Linked DNA regions of Homo sapiens: region 2 is linked to region 1. A link is a contact called in ENCODE Hi-C or POLR2A ChIA-PET data. All regions are on one chromosome and are shown on one strand. Each heading gives the region's core, a stretch centred on a gene start or an enhancer-like site at or near the end of the contact. The rest is flanking DNA. Distances are from core to core; before and after follow the strand shown. Region 1 holds the start of ZNF638 (zinc finger protein 638). Region 2 holds the start of SNRPG (small nuclear ribonucleoprotein polypeptide G).

Region 1 (4,370 bases), core at 1,213-3,712:
ATCATTCTCTGTATTGGAAATAAAGCAGTGAAGAAAACAGACAAATATCCCTGACCTCAGGGAGCTTACATTTCTAGTGGAGGAAGATGGAAAAGAAACAAATAAATAAATTATTGGTATATCAGAAGGTGATAAGTGCTGTGCAAATAAATAAAGCCATATAAGGGGCCCACATAAAGGAAATGAAAGAAATTTCATAAGTTACTTTGCCTAACTCTAGGGAAATGTTTGAAAATCTAGATGAAATGGATGCTTTTCAAGCAAAATATAAATTACCAAATTCATTGTGGAAGAGAGAGAAATTCTTATCCAACTAAATATCATAAAGTATCAAGAGAAAATTAGAGAAGAACAACTCTCAGAAAAAGCACCAAACAAGATATTTCAAAGGTGAATTATTTCAAACTTTAAAGAACAGGTAAGTCCAATGATATTTAAAGTATTTCAGGTTTGAGAAAGAAGTGAGTTTGTAGGGAAATGGTTATTTTCTTTTTTTTTTTTTTTTTTTTTGAGACAGAGTCTGACTCTGTCACCCAGGCTGGAGTGCAGTGGCGTGATCTCGGCTCACTGCAACCTCTGCCTCCTGGGTTCAAGTGATTCTCCTGCCTCAGCCTCCCGAGTAGCTGGGATTACAGGCGTGCACCACCACAGCCAGCTAATTTTTATATTTTTAGTAGAGATTGGGTTTCACCATGTTGGTCAGGCTGGTCTTGAACTCCTAACCTTGTGATTCACCTGCCTCAGCCTCCCAAAGTGCTGGGATTACAGGCATGAGCCACCTTGCCCTGCCTATTTTCTTACATATTTAGTGGAAGTGACACTTTGTAGAAACTTTTTGGGAAGTTTTTCTACAACACCTATTAAAATTAAATGTATGTACACACATATACATTTAATCTAGCATTCCCACTATGATGATTCTAGCCTTTAGAAATTAAAGCATAATTTGGTAAGTCTTTGTATACAGCAGTGTTTGCAGTAGCAAAAAGACTGGAAACAACTTCAGTGTTCAACAACAGGCTGAATAATTGCTGAGGCAGCTATACTATGAATATTATACAATTATTTAAAAAAGGATTATATGGTTTACTTGGAGAAATGTCAGTAATCAGAAAAGCAAATAGCTAATGTGTGAAAAAAGAAAACATTTCCTGTTACATGCAAATAATGTGTTTGTATGAATATAAAGAAATGTATGGAAGGAAACTTATCAAATGTTAACATGGGTTATTTGGTGTTTAGGGGGAGCTTGTTGGCTTTTTCTTTGTTGTTTTTGATTTGTTGTCCCTAGCAGGATTTTTGGTTTGAAATGAAAATCCGATAAGATATCTTTTTAAAACGACTTTTCTTTTTAGTCTTTCAAATGCTTGTTTTAATGTGAATAAAAGAAATGCATTTGCTTGAGTGCTAGGTAAAACCGATGTGTGAGACTCAGGGTGGGTGGTGTGATTTGTGTGGTATGCATACGGCAGGGCTTGTAGCTTTACCAGATTTTGAACAATGACTGGGTTTTCATATTGGTGTAGTACAGCCACCTCGAGAAGATAAAACATTGCATAACACAGTTCTTTAACGTCTGTCATCCCAAGGTTTTCCATGGGTAAAATGGAGATTACAAATATCTACCACACAGATAGGGCTTTTTATTGTGAAATGACAAAAGGATTTTCAGAGTGTTAAAGTTTTAGCTGAATAGCTTTGGTTGAATTCTACTTTACAGTTTTGAGTAGCTATGACACACATCATTGCCATAGGGATCAAAAGGTGCAAGGTGACAGGATAAAAGCAGGCAAAATCTTGACCATACAAAGCATTATATTAACGTGCTAGGCGCGAATATAACCTGTTATAATATAATGTTGTTATTATTATTTGAGATGGAGTCTCACTCTGTTGCCCAGGCTGGAGTGCAGTGGTGCAATCTTCCCTCACTGCAACCTCCGCCTCCCGGGTTCAAGCAATTCACCTGCCTCAGCACCCCCTAGTAGCTGGGACTACAGGCGCGCGCCACCGGCTATTTTTTGTGTTTTTAGTAACGGGGTTTCACCCTGTTGGCCGGGCTGGTCTCGAACTCCTGACCTCAGATGATCCACCCACCTCGGTCTCCCAAAGTGCTGGGATTACAGGCGTGAACCACCGCGCCTGGCCATATAATGTTATTATTGAAGGCACAAATGATCAGGGAAGACTTCATGAAGGAGGTGAGACAATATAGGTCTTAAAAGGATGAGCGGTTTGGAGAGGACAGGCACAGAACCAGCAAAAGAGTGAAGACGGCGCTGGAGTTTTTTTTTTTTTTTGCCGCACGCCTTCGCCGCCACCACGCGGGAGCGCCCCTTCCGGGAGCCCGCTCCGCCCGGCTCTTCTCGGGCTTCGGGCGAGCGCGGTGCCAGCGGTACGCAGGCGCCGGGAGCCTACGAGGGCTCGCAGGAGCTGGGAGGCGCGCATGCGTGCAGCTCTTTGGAGGCGGTAGCGTTTTCGGCGTCGAGACTGGAGGCTGAGTGCTAAACTGTGTGGGGCGCGGATGGGATCCAGCTGTTAGTCGGGTAGGCATAGGTAGGACCGCTGCCCTGTGGGGAGTAGGGGGTTGGAAGGCGGAGGCCGGTATCGTGGGGGTCCTGAGCCCTTCCTGTGAGATCCGGGCCGACTATTGTATCTGTGTCGCAGCGGCTCCGCACAAAATGGCGGCGGGCAGACGGCGGGGGCGGGAGGAGGTTGGGGGACCCCCGGGATGGGAAGGGAAGCTGTGCTGTGCTGCCCTGCTCCGTCGTTTATTCACTTCGCTACCCGGGAGGGCCCGTCCGGGTACTCGTGAAGGACCCTGCCTCGAGAAGAGCTGCCTGACGCCGTTGCACTGGGCCGAGGATCGTGAAGAGCCCTTTGGCGAGGCCGAGGCGGCCCCTTCCCCAGCAGCGCCCGGCCTGCCGAGGCTGCGCTGGGCCTGACAGCCGAGGAAGCGGTGGTGAGGGAATGCCGAGCAGGGAGGAAGCGTTCCCGTCGGGCCCGAAGAGGCGGTGGAGTTTGAGCCGAGCCCTCTGACCAGCGACATTGTGCAAGAAGCGTGGAGAGAAGAGCGTGTTTGTGTTTGGGGTTGGGGAGGGGGTGTCGGGATGAAGGAGGGAATGTTAGGATCCAGCGGCTTTTCCGGGCTGGTGTTCTGTGCTGCGTAGTGCAGGTATGAAACCAAAGAAAATATCACCTCTGTGGGAGACTGAGGACTCATAAATGGTTGTGATACCTAACAGTATTTCCAAATTTCTCAGAGGAATTGTGAAAACAGAACGTTAGTGAATTGTTTTTGTGTGATTCTTAGCTTGGGCCCCGTTCTCTTAAAGGAAGGGGGAATGTATATATCACAGACTGGAATCCTTGAGAACGTTTGAAATAGATCTTTTGTTGTTTGAGGTAATTGTTAATGAGGGATACTTCAGTATTACAAAATCATGGATTGAGCTATAGAGTGAAGGCTACCTGAAGCTAATTTTTCTTAATCTTAAAATTTGTCCTTAGGCGAAGTTTGGGGCCAGGACCAGAAATTGTAGTAGTTTAAAGGAGTCCCGATGAAAAACTTGTCACCAGGATCCAGCGATTTATGTTCAAGTACTTTTTCCAACGAGCTCTGGAATTTTGCACAAAAAATTTTCTGCTTTTTCCCCTCATTTGTTGTAAAGGATTATTTTTTCAGGGATGTTGTGCTTGCTGGTTCAGATTTACAATTAAAAATTGATAACCTGGAGAAAAGGATTGACCAAAAAAAGGTGAATTTAAGGAAGTTTTCGGAGAAAAACAAACATGTAAATGACATTCAAATAGCTTTAAATTTTGTTAATGATTAGACATTTGAGACTTAGTGGACTTATGTTGCTGTCTTTTAAAAAAGTTTGACAGCATTTTATATTTTATTTTGTACTCCATATTCTGTAATATGTACTTCTAAATAATTACAGGGCGTCCCAGCATGTTATACATTAAAATATGCTGGGCCATTCCTTCCTTGGGGATTTATTTGTCTTGGAACCAAGAAAGGGTAAATATAACAGTTGGAAGAAATCACAAAATCTTATTCGTTTTTATTAACTAGTTTTCATAATGTGTTTATGGTCACATATTTATTGTATATTGGTTGTATTTGTTTTGTAATCCTTTTTTGCATTTTGTTTTGGAGGGTGTATACGGCAGGTACTCTAGGTTAAAAAGGTTTAGGTACTGTAGTTTAAAAAAGTCATCACTTTGTACTTGACTATCTTAGGGTTTTTCTTGGGTGCTCTTAAGTAGGTGATCTCCGGAAATTTTGTTTTTATGTAAGTGGAAGAAAATGAGACAAGTAGTTTAGTGGAAAGAGAATAGGCTTTGCAGTCGGAAGATCTGGA
Region 2 (4,370 bases), core at 554-3,053, 1.0 Mb before region 1:
GAGTAACTTCTATTTTTTTTTTTTTTTTTGAGACGGAGTCTCGCTCTGTTGCCCAGGCTGGAGTGCAGTGGCGCGATCTCGGCTCACTGCAAGCTCCGCCTCCCGGGTTCACGCCATTCTCCTGCCTCAGCCTCCCGAGTAGCTGGGACTACAAGCGCCCGCCACCAAGCCCACGTAATTTTTTGTATTTTTATAGACACGGGGTTTCACCGTTTTAGCCATGATGATCTCCATCTCCTGACCTCGTGATCCGCCCGCCTCGGCCTCCCAAAGTGCTGGGATTACAGGCGTGAGCCACCGCGTTGGGCTTATGTTTTAATAATTAATTCCTTAACAGACCTAACTAAAATATACATAGAAGTAGTTTTCATACAAAAGATGGCTTTGATACAAATGGACCTTTAAATGCAAAAATATTATTATTTTTTGAAACAGAGTTTCGGTCTTGTTACCCAGGCTGGAGGGCAATGGCGCGATCTTGACTCACTGCAACCTCCGCTTCCCGGGTTCAAGCGATTCTCCTGCCTCAACCTCCGGAATAGCTGAGACTACAGGCGCACACCACCTGCCTGGCTAATTTTTTGTATTTTTAGTAGAGACGGGGGTTTCACCATGTTGGCCAGGCTGGTCTCGAACTCCTGACCTCAGGTGATCCTCCCGCCTCAGCCTCCCAAAGTGCTGGGATTACAGGCGTGAGCCACTGTGCCCGGCCGCAAAATTATTAAATAGGAACTTTACCTTTTGTCTGACTTCCATGGGCCTGGTAATAAATGAACTAACTATACACAAAGCCAACCACATGCTACGCCAGAAAAAACTGATCCCTGTAAAAATTTTGCATCCTTTGTGCAATCCAACTAATACATGTAGAATTCCAGCATCAGGAAGTATAAGCAAAACAGAAACGTAGTCAGGAAACACATAACCTGTTAAGTCCACTCAAAAAGTATTTGAGGAATTCAAAGCTTTACGTTGAGTCCTACCTAAAGTAAGGCTCTCCTACTTAAAGTTGTTTGACTTTACTGGGTGTGTAGAAAAAACTTCAAAAAATTAGCCTTCTCTGACTAGAAAAAATTAATGTTCTTAAAAAAAAAGAAAAATGAATGTTCTTATATAGTTTCAACATCAGAGCAAGATAACACATGACATTCAAGCTTAACGTAAAAGAAGGCAAGAAAAAGGAATGAGGTTTCTAAGTAAAAGCTCAAACACCTACAAACACATTTGCTAAGACTAAAGTGGCTTTCGGATTCTGATGCCTCACGTAGTTTTAAAAACACTTCCTTCCCTTCCAGCCCCTCCTTAGTTCCTTCAGAGAATTTCCCCCTCTAGCCGTCTATCTAGAACATGATACTATTCGAGATGTTCAACAAAAGGTAGCACTGGAGATCTTCAAGGAACGAGGGACAGCGCCGGGTGACCAGGGGCCAGACCGCGGGACCTGGAGACTAGTCGGCCGGAAGGAGGTGCCGTGGCTGCCGGCTGTAACCACACCGACGCGCGAGCTCTGCGCGGGCTTCACGTCTCATGCGCGGGAGCCTGGCCGGGATCCCGGCGACCTCGGACCGGAAGAAGAAATGAAGTGAAGCGGCTCAAGACATTCGGCTAACGGAGAGGGAACCAAGGGACTCGCAGGACGCAAATAACTGACCACTTCGGTTTGGCTCTCACACATACTTACTTTTTCAACTCGGGAGGGTGAGCTTTGCTCATGGTGTATACTCCGCGGGCTCACAGATGCCTTGGAACGCAACGCACGGCTTTCCTCACGCTCCCGCTGTAGGCCCGGCGTCTTGCGTCTGGCGTCATCGACCTCGTTAGCCAATGGATTGTTGGCAGTTTTTACATTTCACCTCGCGATATCTCAGCGCCTCGGTCATCGTTGAGCTTCCGGTTATGTCCTCAGCGATTGGCCAGGACGGAGGGGTGCGTCCTCTAGGCACCTTTCTGAATTCCGTTTTCCTTGTACAAAATTGAGATAACGGGTATTCCACCGGTGGGTATCCCTGCTCTTTTTCTTTTCTTTTTGAGACGGAGTCTAGCTCTGTCGCCCAGGCTGGAGTGCAGTGGCGCGATCTCGGCTCACTGCAAGCTCCGCCTCCCGGCCTCACGCCATTCTCCTGCCTCAGCCACCCGAATAGCTGGGACTACAGGCGCCCGCCACCATGCCCGGCTAATTTTGTGTATTTTTTAGTAGAGACGGGGTTTCGCCGTGTTAGCCAGGATGGTCTCGATCTCCTGACCTCGTTATCCGCCCGCCTCGGCCTCCCAAAGTGCTAGGATTACAGGCGTGAGCTACCGCGCCCAGCCGGTTATCCCTGCTCTTGTCTATGGAACAGCCAAAATAAATAAAAATAAATAAATAAATAAAAAAAGCCGGGCGCCGTAAATCCCAGAACTTTGGATCTCTTGAGCCCAGGAGTTCGAGACCAGCCTGTGCAACATAGCGAGACCCCTTCTCTATTTAAAAAATAAAATTGAGATATTGAGATAACGGTCCCGTCTCTAGCTCCTGGGCAAACCCGGCCAATCCCGCATGTCTGTGGATCGTATCGCTTATTTTCTTCATATATACCAATATACCAAATGATAATGATCCCTGGAGGAATGGGCCTCTCTCTATATATGTATATTTTTTTGAGACGGAGTCTTGCTCTGTCGCCCAGGCTGGAGTGCAGTGGCGCGATCTCGGCTCACTGCAAGCTCTGCCTCCCGGGTTCACGCCATTCTCCTGCCTCAGCCTCCCGAGTAGCTGGGACAACAGGTGCCCGCCACCACGCCGGGCTGATTTTTTGTATTTTTAGTAGACACCGTATTTCACTGTGTTAGCCAGGATGGTCTTGATCTCCTGACCTCGTGATCCGCTGGCCTCGGCCTCCCAAAGTGCTGGGATTACAGGCGTGAGCCCCCGCTCCCGGCTGGGCCTCTATATTTTTTTGGCAGGTAACCCTACAGCATACTGTCAGACCAAGTAGGGTTCCCGTAACATGTAAATTAGCAGCCTCTGAACCATTGTAGAGTAAGGTGACTGGGTCTGTCTCCAAGAATTTGAATCTATTTCTGACTGAGGGGTCTTGCAAAAAAAATTTTTTTTGAGATGAGTTCTTGCTCTGTCGCCTAGGCTGGGGAGCATGGTGTGATCATGGCTCACTGCAACCTCGAACTCCTGGCCTCAAGCAATCCTTCCACCTCAGCCTCCTGAGTTGTTGAGACTACAGGCGCACGCCACTGCACCCAGCTAATTTTTTTTTGTAGAGACGAGGTCTTGCTTTGTTGCCCAGGCTGTTCTCAAATTCCTGGCCTCAAGAGATCTGCCTGCCTCCGGCTCCCAAAGTGCTGAGATTACAGGGGTTAGCCAGCATGCCTGGGAATTCTGAAATTTTTCAAACACTACCTCCAGAACTCACTGATGTGCTATTGCCCCTGTATATAAAATGTGAAGTGCAGCACACAAACATTTTCTAATATAAGGTGTTCTTTTTTCATGTCAAGATGTGTAAAAAGTGGTCTCGGACTTGTTCCCAGTTGTTACCCCAAAATTATAGAAGACTAAACCAAAATAGAATACCTTGTGTTTAAATAGGGGATAGTTCTCAAAAATTCAGTTAATTCCTGATATTCTGGAATGGCTCTATATAAATATCAATGATAGTAAAGACTTAAACTCATCACATATTTTGCACTCTCTTAGTACTCAAAATCCTAGACACTGAATTTTTTCTAGCAGGGTCATAGCTTTGTACCTTTACTACCACTTGCTATTAGTGTTTAGTTGAAGCTAGAGACCTGACATAGATAATGAATTTCTCTTTTTAGCCTCATAGACAGTTTCTTTTCTACATTAATGAACTTCAAGTCACAATGTCCTAGTCTCCTCTCAAAGTTTTTCCCATTTACAGTGAACCAGTTCTGCATCTGAACCATAACAACTAATTTCCACTCTTCTGGACATTTTAACTCATTTAACCTGTTAAAAGGAGAAGCATCCTGAGAAAGTTACATATTCACCACCCAGATATAAGGAAAGAAGACTCAATAGTGGGGAGAAAATTAAACCTTATTTATTTTTAAAGTCAAACCACTAGGAAAATATATCACAGCCTGGAAACAGCAAACGGACAGGCTATATTATAATTTCAAGTAATAAGTTGGTGAAAATTCAACGAAGTTGCTATCAAAACAATAAGGTGCCATGCTGGGGCAGGAACACTGCCAGCTGCACAAGCCCCAGGCAAAAATGGTATTTGGTAATGGGGGCTGTCTCTCCTTTGCTCTAAGGGAGTCAGCTCATCCTAGCCCAAGTTGCTTACTTTTTCTCCCTTGAATTTCCTGTTGCCAGGGGTTTGTCTCAATTGGGCTCTGTTAATTCA

Evidence for each region. Hi-C counts contacts between places; a loop is a spot of excess contacts on that map. ChIA-PET counts read pairs that join two places held with the same protein, here RNA polymerase II (POLR2A). Pooled maps may share reads with other maps.
Region 2: a loop to region 1 is called in a pooled map, with 7 times the contacts of the local background. The contact joins the promoter of SNRPG here to the promoter of ZNF638 in region 1. A Hi-C loop is called at or near these places in 1 of 37 single-sample maps with no recorded cell type and 8 of 50 pooled maps. POLR2A ChIA-PET finds 5 or more read pairs at or near these places in 4 of 52 experiments (Caco-2, MCF 10A, Panc1 and 1 more).

The regions. Positions count from the first base shown.
Region 1 is chr2:71,329,320-71,333,689 of GRCh38, forward strand. It overlaps ZNF638 (zinc finger protein 638), which reads left to right and starts at 2,463. Exons shown (of 28, transcript NM_014497.5): 1 at 2,463-2,556. RefSeq lists enhancers at 2,056-2,743, 2,744-3,429 and a silencer at 2,263-2,472.
Region 2 is chr2:70,291,937-70,296,306 of GRCh38, forward strand. It overlaps SNRPG (small nuclear ribonucleoprotein polypeptide G), which reads right to left and starts at 1,804. Exons shown (of 4, transcript NM_003096.4): 1 at 1,682-1,804. The coding sequence starts at 1,713. LOC124906023 (a long non-coding RNA gene) reads left to right here and starts at 1,966. Exons shown (of 2, transcript XR_007086880.1): 1 at 1,966-1,996; 2 at 3,122-4,078. It overlaps FAM136A (family with sequence similarity 136 member A), which reads right to left. Exons shown (of 3, transcript NM_001329752.2): 3 at 4,040-4,370. RefSeq lists enhancers at 562-1,469, 1,486-1,965.